5 separate regions of the Homo sapiens genome follow, and regions 1, 3, 4 and 5 are each linked to region 2. Evidence: chromatin contacts called from ENCODE Hi-C or POLR2A ChIA-PET data. All regions are on one chromosome and are shown on one strand. The core of a region is the stretch at or near the end of the contact, and the rest is flanking DNA. Distances in the headings are between cores, read along the strand shown.

Evidence for each region. Hi-C counts contacts between places; a loop is a spot of excess contacts on that map. ChIA-PET counts read pairs that join two places held with the same protein, here RNA polymerase II (POLR2A). Pooled maps may share reads with other maps.
Region 1: a loop to region 2 is called in a pooled map, with 12 times the contacts of the local background. The contact joins the promoter of VPS4A here to the promoter of AARS1 in region 2. A Hi-C loop is called at or near these places in 6 of 50 pooled maps. POLR2A ChIA-PET finds 5 or more read pairs at or near these places in 5 of 52 experiments (A673, GM12878, OCI-LY7 and 2 more).
Region 3: a loop to region 2 is called in a pooled map, with 8 times the contacts of the local background. The contact joins the promoter of NQO1 here to the promoter of AARS1 in region 2. A Hi-C loop is called at or near these places in 6 of 50 pooled maps. POLR2A ChIA-PET finds 5 or more read pairs at or near these places in 5 of 52 experiments (A673, BJ, H1 and 2 more).
Region 4: a pooled map shows a loop between it and region 2 (8-fold over the local background). The contact joins the promoter of NFAT5 here to the promoter of AARS1 in region 2. A Hi-C loop is called at or near these places in 6 of 50 pooled maps. POLR2A ChIA-PET finds 5 or more read pairs at or near these places in 4 of 52 experiments (RWPE1, WTC11, activated CD4-positive, alpha-beta T cell and 1 more).
Region 5: a loop to region 2 is called in a pooled map, with 7 times the contacts of the local background. The contact joins the promoter of COG8 here to the promoter of AARS1 in region 2. A Hi-C loop is called at or near these places in 7 of 50 pooled maps. POLR2A ChIA-PET finds 5 or more read pairs at or near these places in 4 of 52 experiments (A673, GM12878, activated B cell and 1 more).

The regions. Positions count from the first base shown.
Region 1 is chr16:69,309,949-69,312,810 of GRCh38, reverse strand. VPS4A (vacuolar protein sorting 4 homolog A) reads right to left here and starts at 1,461. Exons shown (of 11, transcript NM_013245.3): 1 at 1,279-1,461. The coding sequence starts at 1,299. RefSeq lists silencers at 997-1,546, 1,607-1,746 and enhancers at 689-1,638, 1,639-2,589.
Region 2 is chr16:70,288,162-70,290,953 of GRCh38, reverse strand. AARS1 (alanyl-tRNA synthetase 1) reads left to right here and starts at 1,448. Exons shown (of 21, transcript NM_001605.3): 1 at 1,448-1,533. It also overlaps a transcript of DDX19B not described here. RefSeq lists a silencer at 2,103-2,232.
Region 3 is chr16:69,725,147-69,727,846 of GRCh38, reverse strand. It overlaps NQO1 (NAD(P)H quinone dehydrogenase 1), which reads left to right and starts at 1,287. Exons shown (of 6, transcript NM_000903.3): 1 at 1,287-1,414. The coding sequence starts at 1,408. NQO1-DT (NQO1 divergent transcript) reads right to left here and starts at 1,120. Exons shown (of 2, transcript NR_186363.1): 1 at 672-1,120. RefSeq lists enhancers at 1-811, 1,020-1,279, 526-1,725, 812-1,804.
Region 4 is chr16:69,564,544-69,567,243 of GRCh38, reverse strand. NFAT5 (nuclear factor of activated T cells 5) reads right to left here and starts at 1,278. Exons shown (of 15, transcript NM_138713.4): 1 at 870-1,278. The coding sequence starts at 942. It overlaps MIR1538 (microRNA 1538), which reads left to right and starts at 1,376; the gene lies at 1,376-1,436. RefSeq lists silencers at 483-792, 813-1,082, 1,377-1,553, 1,273-1,652 and an enhancer at 2,314-2,700.
Region 5 is chr16:69,338,074-69,340,903 of GRCh38, reverse strand. COG8 (component of oligomeric golgi complex 8) reads left to right here and starts at 1,340. Exons shown (of 6, transcript NM_032382.5): 1 at 1,340-1,728. The coding sequence starts at 1,352. NIP7 (nucleolar pre-rRNA processing protein NIP7) reads right to left here and starts at 1,132. Exons shown (of 5, transcript NM_016101.5): 1 at 1,019-1,132; 2 at 812-898; 3 at 572-710. The coding sequence starts at 1,074. RefSeq lists enhancers at 754-833, 1,014-1,133 and silencers at 1,554-1,603, 1,614-1,663.

The DNA.
Region 1 (2,862 bases), core at 212-2,711, 980 kb after region 2:
TGAAACCCGGTCTCTACTAAAAATACAAAAATTAGCCGGGCGTGGTTGCGGGTGCCCGTAATCCCAGCTACTCAGGAGGCTGAGGCAGGAGAATCGCTTGAACCTGAGAGGCAGAGGCTGCAGTGAGCCAAGATCACACCACTGCACTCCAGTCTGGGTGACAGAGTGAGACTCCATCTCAAAAAAATAAATAAATAAAATTTAAAAATAAATAAATACACCTGTGTTTGAAACTGAAAAACATTCTCGGTTCACGGGCCATAAAAAACCTGCCTGGGCAGACGGGATCTGCGGCTTCTGCTGGTGGTACGGTGGGATCTGGCTATGGACTCTTAATTCCTAACCTGGTACCCCAACTCATTCCATGTCTGCTCCTACTTCTGCCCTCCTCCACCTCCAGGTCTCTGAATGCTACTGGAACTCTGATGTCCCTTCTTCCATGAAGTCTTGCCTAACTCTCCCAGGCACTTTGTTGGCTGTCACTTAATGGACACCTACTATGTGCCAGACATACAAGAATGCTTTACCGTAATTATTCAATTTAAAGCTATCATCACAACAACCTAGAGGGCATTACCCCATTTTACAGACCAGGAAACTCGAGACCCGAAGATGAAAAAAAAAAACTAGCCCAAGGTCACTTGCTGGTGAGTGGCAGAGCTGAGATTCAAACCCCGGAATGAGGCCTGAGCATGTTGATCTCTTCTGGCCCCGCAGGACTGACAGCACCTAGAGGGTGGGTCAGTTGTTCACCCAGGTGGCGCCATCCCAGCACCACCCTGCAGGATCTAGGGAATGAATGAAGGGTCGCTGGCCGAGAAGAGGAAGTCGAAGATTGGGGAAGGGGCCGGGGCTTGTTCGAAGTGAGGTCGAGGGACTTCCAGGACCCGGGACAGGAGAGGAGGGAGCGAGACAGGAGAGGAGGGAGCGAGCATCGCTGTCTGAACGCCCAGCCGGACCCCGGGCCGAGCTTCCTGAGGGTGCCTGTGCGGCTCGGGTGAGGCTGATCCCCACGGCGGTACCGGGGCGCCGGCTACACGAAGCGGCCCTGGGGCTGGGCCAGCCGGGCAGGGCCGGAAGGCCTGAGGGTGGAGATGCCACCCGGCTCCGAGCGCGTGGAAACAGACACGGGCGGAAGCGGCGAGGGGGCGGCCGGAGCGGGGTCGCGAGGCCGGGGCTGGGAGGCGCCCACCTGACCACCCGCCCGCCGCCCGGCTCTGCGGCCCGCAGGCCCCGCTGCCTTCGGCCTCCGAAGTCGGGCCGGGCCGCACGAAGTACCTGGAGGGTTGACGTTGTCATTTCATCTCCTGGGTCCGCCCCACACCCCGCGGCGCTGCTTGCGGCCTCGGTCCGGCCCCGGGGAGCCGAGGTACTGGGTCCGGCGCGGGAAGCCCGGCGGTGGGCGCTGAGCGCGGTGCGCGGGCAGGGCGGCCGCTCGCAGCGGGAGCCGAGTCCGAGGGCAAGCGAGGAGCGCAGCCCAGAGCGGTCGGGCCCGAGCCGAGCGGCTGCCCCCTAGCGTCCACGGCTCGCACTGCAGGCACCTCTCCCTGCCTCGGCGAAGGCAGGGGGCGGTTCGAGAGGCAGGACTGACTGGGGACGAGGAGGTGGGACTAGGGCGAGACGGACAGGGGGCGGGGACGGGGTGGGTGGGACAAGGCCGGGGCGGGGCCTGGCGGGACGTACATTCTCGGGGCGGGGCCAGGGGCGGAGCGGGGTAGAATCCGGAAATCCTGACCTCGCTTGGAATAACAGCGCCCATTGAGCAGTTTTATTCTCACAATAAAACGAACTTATCAGAGCGTTGGTTTCTCCATGTTTAATATCGCACGATCATAATTAGTACCTGCCTTGTCTGGCTTTTGTGGGGAATAAATGAGCTAGCTAATGTAAACAGAGTGTGCCCCACACTGGGGCTCAATCCCTGGTGGGATGCCGCTGACTGTTCAAAGCCAGTTTTGTTTTGCTTGGATTGATTGACTGATTGATTGATACGGAGTCTTGCTCTGTCGCCTAGGCTGGAGTGCAGTGGCATGATCTCGGCTCATTGCGACCTCCGCCTCCCGGGTTCAAGCGATTCTCCTGCTTCAGCCTCCCGAGTAGCTGGGATTACAGGCATGCACACCTACTGTGTGCAGCGTTGTGTGCTAGTTTCTGGGGATACAATGATCAAAGCAGTTCTAGGGCTGGGTGTACTGGCCCACGCCTGTAATTCCAGCACTTTGGGAGGCCAAGGCAGGAGGATTGCTTGAGCCGAGGATCAAGACCAGCTTGGGCAACATAGTAAGACCTCGTCGCTAAATTAAGAAACAAAACAAAACAAACAAACAAAAAAACGCACCAGAGGCAAGTGATCCATTTGTCCACAAGTCTATCCTGTGAGAGAAAAAAAATGGAGGGCAAAAAACATCCAAGTTGAGGCTGGGTATGGGGGCTCATGCCTGTAATCCCAACACTTTGGGAAGCCGAGGCAGGCCGATTGCTTGGGCCGAGGAATTCGAGAACAGCCTCGGCAACAGGTGAACCCCCATCGCTACAAAAAATAAAAAACGTATCTGGGCATGGTGGCGCACACCTGTAGTCCCAGCTACTCCGTAAGCTGAGTTGGGAGAATTGCTGGAGCCTGGGAGGTCGAGGCTGTAGTGAGCCGTGACCAGGCCATTGTACTCCACCCTGGGAAATGAAGCAAGACCCTGCCTCCAAAAAAAAAAAAAAAAAAAAAAAAAAAAAAAAAAAAAAAAAACCAAAAAATTGGCACACCTTAATCTCTCTTCACAAAATGCTAATTAAATACAAAGGAGAGGCCGGGCGCGGTGGCTCACGCCTATAATCCCAGTACTTTGGGAGGCCGAGGCAGGTGGATCA
Region 2 (2,792 bases), core at 199-2,698:
TTATTACCCGTGTATTTGGATATATCAGATGATGGAGGTAATAGTGCAGTGGTTAAGAGCATGGGCTTTGGAGTTAAATAGACACAGGTTTGGATCCTGTCTCCACAACTTACTATTGGGTGTGAACTTGTGCAAGGTAATTTCCTCATTTGTAAAAAGGGGACTCCAGCTGACCTCATACACAGTTTAAAAATCAAATGAAATAAGCATGTGAAATGTTTGATGCAATGCCTCACGTATAAATACATACATATTTTTCAGACAGGGCCTCGCTCTGTCGCCCAAGGAATGCAGTGTCACGATCAGGGCTCACTGCAGCCTCAACTTCCTAGGCTCAAGTGATCCTCCCACTTCAACCTCCCAAGTAGCTGGGACTACAAGCATGCGCCACTATGCCTGGCTAATTTTTATTTTTTATTTTTTTTTTTGAGACGGAGTCTTGCTCCGTAGCCAGGCTGGAGTGCAGTGGCGCCATCTCGGCTCACCGCAACTTCCGCCTCCCGAGGTCAAGGGATTCCCTTGCCTCAGCCTCCCGAGTGGCTGGGACTACAGATGCGCGCCCGGCTAATTTTGTGTTTTTAGTAGAGACGGGGTTTCACCATGTTGGCCAGGATGCTCTCGGTCTCCTGACCTCGTCATCCGTTGGCCTCAGCCTCCCAAAGTGCTAGGATTACAGGTGTGGGCCACCGCGCCCGGCCTTTTAAAAAATTTTTCGTAGAGACAGGGTCTAGTTATGTTGACCAGGCTGGTCTCCAACTCCTGGGTTCAGGTGATCTTCCCACCTTGGCCTCCCAAAGTGTTGCAATTATAGGCGTGAGCCACCGCACCTGGCATGTATATATGTATATGTATATATATATATTCACCCTCCTCCCCCAGGCCTATAAATATTAACTTTTTTTTTTCCAAAGGCAAATCGAGGACCAGATGCTGATCCAATCGTACCTGAACTACTGATGTTATTTCTTCCACACCAAATTCAAGGTCTCCCCCGGACAAGTGTAACCATGGGCACAATGTCAGACTCTTTGAGGGCTGTGTATCACTCAGCAACTAAAATAAACAACTATAGCAAGATATGTAACCTCTACCAAACACGTTACCGTCTCCCCTTTTTAACTATGTCAATTGTGGTGTTAGGACTTTGCCTATGGAAACCAAAATGTCGACCTCCGGGAGCCGGGGGCGGGGGGGGGCGGGGGGGGCGGGGGGGGGTCTAACTCGATCATGTGACGCACCCCATCCCACCTTTTCTCGCAGTTGCATCAGCCAAGTTAGAGCCGCCTTCCCAGGAATCCACTAATGAACGGATTCGTCCTCAGTTTGACTGGCATGTTGGTTGACCAATAATATCTCATGAGGTAAGGCGCGGCGGGGCACTTTCCGTCGGCGCGCTCTGATTGGACGGAGCGTGGCGGGTTGTGGTAGGTCGTGGTCTGAGGCCGGTACAGCTGCGCGTCTGCGGGAATAGGTGCAGCGGGCCCTTGGCGGGGGACTCTGAGGGAGGAGCTGGGGACGGCGACCCTAGGAGAGGTAGGCCGCCCTCGGAGAGCTCTGCGGTGCTAGGAGAGCGGCTGGGCCCGCAGACTGGGGGGAAAGCTCCGCAGCCGCAGTGGGCCCCAGGATCAGGCCCCGCGTGGCCTGGAGAAGCCCAGTCTGGGCTGGAGCGGGAGCTGGACAGTGTGGCCTTGCGTTCGCCCCCGGGAGCGCTGCGAGTGTCGCGGCCTCGGGTGGATTTGCTGAGCACCAATACCTCACGGTTGCCAACCTGGGGTTTTAGCTCCCTTGGTTTTAATCCCCTAGGGGCGGGTGGGGGCACGGGAGGAAGGATGGGCCAGCTGGGTGCAATCCTGCTGTAAGCCAGCCATTCCTTGATTTCTTAAAATTAACTAAACAGCTGATGCCGGTCCAGGCGCACCGAGACCGTCATCTTAAGCTGTTCTGTAAAACAGTTTGTATTTCTCGGTGTGCTTTGAAGCATGTGAGTTAATTCCGAACTTGGTGTTAAAGGATTAGTATACCTGATCACGAAATACGTATTTAGCAGCCACTGTACTAGATGCTGAGGATGTGCTGTAATAGCCCAGGGCCAGGCGCGGAGGCTCACGCCTGTAATCCCAGCGCTTTGGGAGGTCGAGGCGGGCGGATCACCTGAGGTCAGGGGTTCGAGACTAGCCTGGCCAACATGGTGAAACCCCGTCTTTACTAAAAATACAAAAATTAGCCGAGCGTGGCGGCGCGCGCCTGTACTCTCAGCCACTCCGGAGGCTGAGGCATGAGAATCGCTTGAACCCGGCAGGCGGAGGTTGCAGTGAGCTGAGATCACACCATTGCACTCCAGCCTGGGTGACAGAGGGAGACTCCGTTTCAAAAAAAAAAAAAAAAAAAGAGCCCAGAACAGTCGTTGCTGCTGGGATGGAACTGACAGCCTGATGGGGGAGGCGCACATTAAACAATCCATGAAGCGCGTATGGAAATTATGAAGGGAAACACTTGAGGCTGTGAGACAGTAAAAGAGGGGGAGCCTTATCAAGAAGGGGAAGGCGGCCGGGCGCGGTGGCTCACGCCTGTAATCCCAGCACTTGGGGAGGCCGAGGTGGGCAGATCACGAGGTCAGGAGATTGAGACCATCCTGGCTAACACGGTGAAACCCCATCTCTACCAAATATACAAAAATAGCCGGGCGTGGTGACTGGCGCCCGTAGTCCCAGTAGTCCCAGCTACTCGGGAGGCTGAGGCAGGAGAATGGCGTGAACCCGGGAGGCGGAGCTTGCAGTGAGCTGAGATCGCGC
Region 3 (2,700 bases), core at 38-2,537, 560 kb after region 2:
AATGCAAAAATGTCACGATGGGGCCGGGCGCGGTGGCTCATGCCTGTAATCCCAGCACTTCGGGAGGCCGAGGCGGTAGGATCACCTGAGGTCGGGAGTTGGAAACCAGTTTTCTGGTGCCTCCTTAACTTTTGCACTGGAGGGACAACGGAAGGGCCCTGTGTCATCCTCACCTCCCCCATCTGTGATTCTTCTGATGGTTAATTACCACTTTAAAGCTCTAGTTCTTTTTCCTTCACCTACTGAGAGTATATCTCCTTCTTTACAGTAACTTTTACTTTATAGAGTTTTTTTTGAGACGGAGTCTCACTTCGTCACCCAGGCGGGAGTGCAGTGGCACGATCTCGACCCACTGCAACCTCCGCCTTCCGGGTTCAAGCGATTCTCCTGCCTCAGCCTCCCGAGTAGCTGGGACTTACAGGCGCCCGCCATCACGCCCAGCTAATTTTTCAGTACAGACGGGGCTTCACCAGGTTGGCCAGGCTGGTCTCGAACTCCTGACCTCAGGTGATCCACCCACCTCGGCCTCCCATATTGCTGGGATTACAGGCGTGAGCCACCGCGCCTGGTCCCGTTTTGGCTATTCTTTAATATGCTTCCCTATAACTGCTATCTCCACACCAGCCTTGCCTTAGCTCATGGGAAACAAAACCAATTAGTTCCCCCATTACCTGCCTTGAGGAGCAGGGGTGGTGCAGTGGCATGCACCCAGGGAAGTGTGTTGTATGGGCCCCCAAGTGCAGAATCTGAATCTTGCAAAGGAAGAAACAAATTCGTCTCCACGGAGCATGTCTCCCCAGGACTCTCAGCCTTCCAAATCCGCAGTCACAGTGACTCAGCAGAATCTGAGCCTAGGGCACCACAGTAATCCGCATCCGGCTCTTTTTCTGCTCCATTTCGTGCCAAGGCTAAAAGGGCATGCCCACTTGATCCCTGGACTCTCTTGGGACGACTTCCACCCTGCATCCTCTTGCACCTCAGGGCACAGTGCGCAGATGGGCTTGCCTTAGCACCCCCAGCCAGATTTTTGAGGCCTCTGTCACACACACCCCTACAATCCCCTCCCCCAGCCCCGAGAGACTTTTCTTGACTTCCACCAGTTGCTCCGGCGGGTGAGAGTGGAGAGGCCCCTCCTTCATCCCCCAGGCTCCCTCCCTTCCTGGAGCTGCAGCCTCAGCATCCTCCGCCCAGCACCCCAGGATTCAGGCGTTGGGTCCCGCCCTTGTAGGCTGTCCACCTCAAACGGGCCGGACAGGATATATAAGAGAGAATGCACCGTGCACTACACACGCGACTCCCACAAGGTTGCAGCCGGAGCCGCCCAGCTCACCGAGAGCCTAGTTCCGGCCAGGGTCGCCCCGGCAACCACGAGCCCAGCCAATCAGCGCCCCGGACTGCACCAGAGCCATGGTCGGTGAGTGCTGCAAAGGGCGGGGTGCTTGGCGGTCGTCTCTCGAGCACTGGTGCCTGTGGAGGAGGTTGTAGGGGCTTGGCCCTGAATTTTGTTCCTTGACTCAAAACCCACAAAGGGAAGAGATTAGGGACCTGGGATGAGCCTTGATCGGACTCCGGGAGAAGGAGAGCTTCTGTTTGTATCCGGTGTCGCGGATCCTTCCTCACTCCACCCCACGAACTCTAGTGGGCATTTAGGAGAAACTTGACCTTGGAAGCAGAAATTCCCTCCAAAACTGTGGTCAGAAACTGGCCGTCAGAGGCCAAATCAGGCTTACGGTCACAGCCCATACCTCTTTTGGTCTATAGTATCTAAAACACTTTGAAATAAGTTGCTAACATTAAAATGGGTGATTTCACTTAAAAATGTGGATTCCGAGCTTCTGAAGAAAATGAGAATATCTGGCGATTGGTGGACAGGAGTGGAGGAAACTGATGCCTTTGGTTTGACGGAGACCAGAACCGGCTCCAGGCTGCCAGGCACAGGTTTTGTTTTGTTTTGTTTTGTTTTGTTTTGTTTGAGACGGAGTTTTGCTCTTGTCGCCCAGGCTGTAGTGCAATGGCGCTATCTCAGCTCAGCGAAACTTCCGCCTCCCGGGTTCAAGCGATTCTCCCATCTCAGCCTCCCGAGTAGCTGGGATTACAGGAGTGCGCCATCATGCGCGGCTAATTTTTATATTTTTAGTACAGACGGGTTTCGCCAAGTTGGCCAGCGCGGTCTTGAACTCCTGACCTCAGGTGATCCACCCACCTCAGCCTCCCCAAGTGCTGAGATTACTGACGTGAGCCACCGTGCCTGGCCTTGGGAGGCATTTTCCATTGAGGCCCTTGGATTAGGCAAACCTGATCAGATCGTACTGGATCCGTTTCTAGTATTGGGTCCACTTCAGTGATAGAGCCTTCCCACTCGGCCATCGACCCTAGGGGAACTCAGAGGTCACCCCAGCTCCACCCAAGGCATAAATAACCAGCTGAGACAACTGCAGGGATTGAGAGCTGTTTCCCAAATAATCTCACTCTGAGATTGGACAGTACTAAGATTTAGAAAGCTGTTGCCTCATCTGGGGCAGAATCCTGTGTTTTGTAATTTCCTTCCCTGTGGACCTGGTCCTGCCTCTAAAAATGCGCCTGTACACAAAGAAGCCCATCTTGGTCAAAGTGAGTGGAGGAACAGACTGCCCTTGCAGTTGACAAACTGAAATTATCAGGATCTCTGAGAAAGGGACTAAGCTGGGGATTGGTAGCCCA
Region 4 (2,700 bases), core at 29-2,528, 720 kb after region 2:
AAGAGTTCTTAAATGAAAAGTCTCTGCCTGAGCTCCCTCCCTGCAACCAGCCCTTGAACGGAAAAGCAGAGAAAATTCTCAAAGGACAGCGTCTGTGCCTGGGCTGGTCCTCCTGGGAGAGGAGAGGAATAAAACCAATCCAGAGAGGGCACCCCCATCTTTGTAAAGGAGAAGGGAGAAGTAATTAGAATGCCACGGAGGTGGGAAGAGAAAAAAAAAGAAAAGAAAATTCGGGCCCTTTCCATCGGGCCCTTTCCAGCAAGAAGATGACGAGGAAAGGAAGAACGCCTGGTCGAGGGGGGCTGTCCCAACATGGGGAGGGAGTGGACTAGGCCGGAGGGAGAGGGGGTGGAACGACGGCGCAAAAACAAGCTGGAAAGGGAGGAAAATGGTGACCCTGCACTCAGAACCGGCTCCAGGCCACGCCGCCCGCTTGGGGGCAACTTTGCTGGGGAGGAGGGTCCCGGTAAGAGAAGACGCGGCGCCCCGATCGCGGTGGCCCCAGCGCGGGGCCCAGTCTGGGGCCATCCCCGAGCCCGGGAGGCCGGGGCCGGCGGCTCGCGGAGCCTGGCGGGGCCGGACGGGCTGAGAGCGGCTAGAAGCGACCGGTGCCGCAGAGCCCCGGGGGCCGACGGAATCTGGGCCCCGAGCGGCCGGCGGCTCCGCGGGGGAGGGGCCGCCACTGCTCCGCCCGCCCCCTCCACCGTCACCCCGATCCCTTCGGCCTCTGCCCGCTCCGGCCAAAGAAGCCATGGGGGTCGCGGCTCAGCCGCCCCCGGCGGGACGGGGACCCCTCGCCTCCCCTGGCCCTGTCTCCCTGTCTCCCTGTCTCCCCGCCCCCACGCCCCACCCCCCACAGCCTGACTCACCTCGCGAGTAGAGGGACTTGGGCGATTCCAGGTCTAGGTCCGCGCTGAGCAATGAGATGAAGTCCGAGGGCATCGCAGCTCGACCCAGCCCGGCCCGAGGGCAGCGGGAGGGGGGGAGCGGCGGTGGCGGCGGCACCTCCTCTCCGGGACCGCGGGCACCGAACCGGGGGCGGCGACGCGAGGGCGGCTGCCGCTGCCTCCTCCTCGAGGGTAGTGACTTCCACTGGGCCGAGGACCGAGGAAACGATGGCGAGGTGGAGGGGGAACTCCACGGGGACTGATTCTCGGTGACCAGGAGAGGGGTTCAGGACGGGGAAGGGGAAGGGGGAGAGCCAAAGGGTCCGTTTCGTGTTTCTCCTCAGCGAAAACTGACGGTCGCCGCCACCGCCGCCGCCGCTGACAGGAATCTGAGCCCCGCCCCCGTGGGGCACAGCGCAGGCGCGGAGGGGGGTGCCCGGGAGCGCGGAAGAGCCGTGGCGGCCCCCGGAGGGCGGGGAGGCGCGCCAGGGAACAGCAGCAACATGGGCCTCGCTTCCTGCCGGCGCGGCCCGGGCTGCTGCTGTTCCTGAGCCGGGAAAGGGCCCCGCTGCCAGGGTGGGAGGGGGGGAGGCTGGGAGGTGGCCGCGCGCTGGGGCCCCGGGGAGGGAAAAGGTATTTGCAACGACCTGGTGGCGGCGAGCCTGAGGCGGCCGGCCCCGAGCAGAGCTGAGCGCAGGAGACAGAGCCGAGAGAAGCGAGAGGTCTGCGCGAGCCGGGGACGGACCCCAGAGGCCGGCGGCGGACGGGCCTGGCTGGCCCGGGGTCTCGCAGGGGACCGGAGTGTCATCGCCCGGACAGCCGCCAACCCTTTGGGGTTTGCATAGCAGTGTGTACAAAGGGACTGTCAAACCCATTTCTTAATTAGGAAATGGCAAACCGTATCCCAAAAACCTCGAGTTATTGATTTTTAATTAAAGTACTTTCTCCCCTAACACTCCCCTCCTACCTTTGGAGGCTGAAATTTTTTTTAAAAAAAACGATCTCTCTGATTGTGCTGGGGCATCCGGGTTATTCGGAGTGGGACATAGAAGACAATTAAAAAATTGGATCATGTGAATCCACCTGGCTGTTCTAGAGGAAAAACAGGTAAAAAGCAAACCTCAACGCTACTCTTCCAAACAGTTTTTCTTTTTTCTGTTTCTTTTTTTTTCCTTTTGGACTAGGCAAAGATGGAGGAAGAACGCATTTAACTGAGTTTTTGCTCTTGCTTTTCTGTTCGTGGAGCCAAAAGTTTCCGTTGCAAAAATTTAAAATCCTCACCCACACCGCAGAGCGTTTTCTGATTCTAATAGACTTCTGAGAAATTTTTAATCAAGTTATTGAAATATTACCTGGAGTGCAGGGTGTGCATCTTGGGAAGTAATTTTAATCTTGTGTGGAATATTGATGCCAGTAGCCACGTGGGCATGGTTTTTAAGCTATTCGAATGGTTTCGTTTTTTATCTACAAGGATAGTTACAACTCATGAAAATCAGTCTGTTGTAATATGTGTATGTGTATATATATGCACACATATATATACATACATATATACACACATATATACATATATATATAATTATAGAGACTTTTTCCCATGAAATTGAGCAGTTCTCGGGACTTGGAGTGCTAGGGTTGGGGTAAGAAGCTCTCAGCAAAGGAGGGCCCAGTACAGATGTCGCTGAGGCAAGGCCCTTTACAAAGTTTTACCTGTAGACCTAGAATTTAAACGTGTGTCATCAGAGCTCACCTATCTTTCATCTCAACATTTGATTCAGGTTGCCCAGTTGTCTTCACTGAATTGTGTGTAGTA
Region 5 (2,830 bases), core at 91-2,590, 950 kb after region 2:
CTGTCTCTACTAAAAACACACAAAAAAATCAGCCAGGTGTGGTGGCACATGCCTGTAATCCCAGCTACTGAGGCACAAGAATCACTGGAAACTGGAAAGTGGAGGCTGCAGTGAGATCGCACCACTGCACTCTAGCCTGGGCGACAGAGTGAAACTGTGTCAGGAAGAAAGAGAAAGAGAAATGAAAAGAAAAAACAGAGCAAGAAAGAAAAAGAAAAAAATAGAAAAAGTTATTTTCTCAACTCTACAAGGATCATCCTCCATGGCCAGGTTAACAGCTCTTTTTCTGGACCCCGGTGTCTTCATTGCTGCCACTTATTTGCTTTCTGATCTCTAGCTGGGTCTCCCTAGGCTCTTCTACTTCGCTGGAGAAAACTAACCCTACGCAGCCACATAGCATTCCTATCCCATAGCCCTGACCATGCTCAAGCTGCAAGACCTCTACACATCTCCATGTGCTGAAACTCCTCCAAGCACACTGTCAGGGACTCTGTGGGAGAGAAGCTGCCGGACAATCTGCCTAATCCTTGACTTCATCGCCCGTGGCAGAATTGGAAACCGCCCCACAAACCTTGGCATAAGGTGCAAGGTAATCCAGAGCTGTGACGTGCAACCGAAACTTGTGGGTTTTAGTGAATTTTCCAAAGCAGGTCCCCAGCGACACCAGCTTGTCCCCGGAAATATTGGCGGCCAGCTTCATAATCTTCTCACTAAAAGGGTAAAGGGGGAGCAAGGTTGCGGATGAAGGAGGCTCGTGGGACCCAGGACCCCTCTCCCCTGGGTCCATGCTGCCTGCCCGGCCCCGCCTCACCTCACATAGTACACCCGGTCGTTGTGCAGACGGAAACAGTAGGTGCCATCGGGCCGGTCCACCAGCAGTTGAAGATTCTCCCCAATGCTGAGGGCAAAAAGAGGACTGGAGACCGCGCCCGAACGAACCGGTCTCCGGCACCGCGCCCCCACTCCACCCTTGGCCACCACACCCACACACTCCCGCGTCCGCCCCGCGCGCTCCTACTATTTCGCTATCTTCTCAAACATGACACGGGTCTCCTCTTCAGTCAAAGGCCGCATTTTTCCCCCTGGGTTGGAACACCGGATCCTCGTGCCTTGGTAACTGGAAACGGAAGTCGGTCGCTCGCTGCTCCCCGGCAATCCCAAAGCCTTCCTCTCTAGCCCCGTACCAATAGTTCGTCTCGCTAGCGCCCAATAGTCTGGACGACCGCAGGGGAAAGCAAGCCGGCCGGATGAGAAAGCATAGAGACCGGAAATGTGCCTGTTTCTTCCTGTCCTAAGTTCGGAGTCAGCGCCCCTTGTGGTCCGGAAGGGAAGTGACGTTGTTGCTGGGAAGATGGCGACCGCGGCGACTATCCCATCGGTAGCCACGGCCACAGCAGCGGCTCTCGGCGAGGTGGAGGATGAAGGGCTCCTGGCGTCGCTGTTCCGGGACCGCTTCCCCGAGGCCCAGTGGCGCGAGCGGCCCGATGTGGGCCGCTACCTCCGGGAGTTGAGCGGCTCGGGGCTGGAGCGGCTGCGGCGCGAGCCCGAGCGCCTGGCGGAGGAGCGGGCGCAGCTGCTGCAGCAGACGCGCGACTTGGCCTTCGCTAACTACAAGACCTTCATCCGCGGCGCCGAGTGCACCGAGCGCATCCACCGCCTGTTTGGCGACGTGGAGGCGTCGCTCGGCCGCCTGCTCGACCGTTTGCCCAGCTTCCAGCAGAGCTGCAGGTGCGACGCGCCTGGCGCTAAAGGGGTTTTATAACTGTAAAAGCTGACATTTACGATGGTAGAAATAACTAACACATAAAGCGTTTACCACGTTCCAGGTTCTCTGCTGAGCGCTTTATTAATCCATTTAAACCTCACAACAGCCTTCGAGATAGGTACTGTTATTCCTTTTTTATCTTTTTTGAGACGGAGTCTCGCCCTGTCGCCAGGCTGGAGTGCAGTGGCGAGATCTCGGCTCGCTGCAACCTACCTCTGCCTCCTGGGTTCAAGCGATTCTCCTGCCTCAGCCTCCTGAGTAGCAGGGACCATAGGCGCGCGCCACCACGCCCAGCTAATTTTTTTGGATTTTTAGTAGAGACGGGGTTTCAGCATGTTGGCTGGGATGGTCTCGATCTTTTGATGTCGTGATCTGTCCGCCTCGGCCTCCCAAAGCGCTGGGATTACAGGCATAATCCACTGCGCCCAGCCCTGTTATTTCCATTTTACATATGAGCAAGTCAAGACAGAGATTAGTGACGTCCAAGGACACAGCTAGGAGGTTTCGAATTCAGAACTGGTTACCCAGAAGCACGTCCCTCCCTCGAAGGGCAGTTGTGGGCACAAAGAAAAAGGATTCATGCAAAGCTCTTATTATCGGGTCTGACACAGTTAACATTATAGGTGTGAGCTGAATATATGTGCACATTTATATACTTATTTTATACGAAAGCGTGGACCGGAGGTCATCTGCTTCAAAACTTCCATTGACGGGAAGGTGACAAGGAAATCCTCGCATTTGAGGGCATCAGATATCAAAAAGTCTCTCCATTTGGATGGCTGGATGTGGTGGCTCAGCCTGTAATCCCAGCACTTTGGGAGCCTGAGGCTTGAACCCAGGAGTTCGAGAGCAGCCTGGCCAACATGGCAAAACCCTGTCTCTATAAAATAAAAAATTAGCTGGTCGTGGTGGCGTGCGCCTGTAGTCCCAGGTACACAGGAGGTTGAGGTGGGGGGGTCAGTTGGGCCCGGGAGATTGAGGCTGCAGTGAGCCATGATTGTGCCACCGCACTCCAGTTTGGGAGGTCGAGGCTGCGGTGGGCTGTGATTGTGCCACTGCATTCCA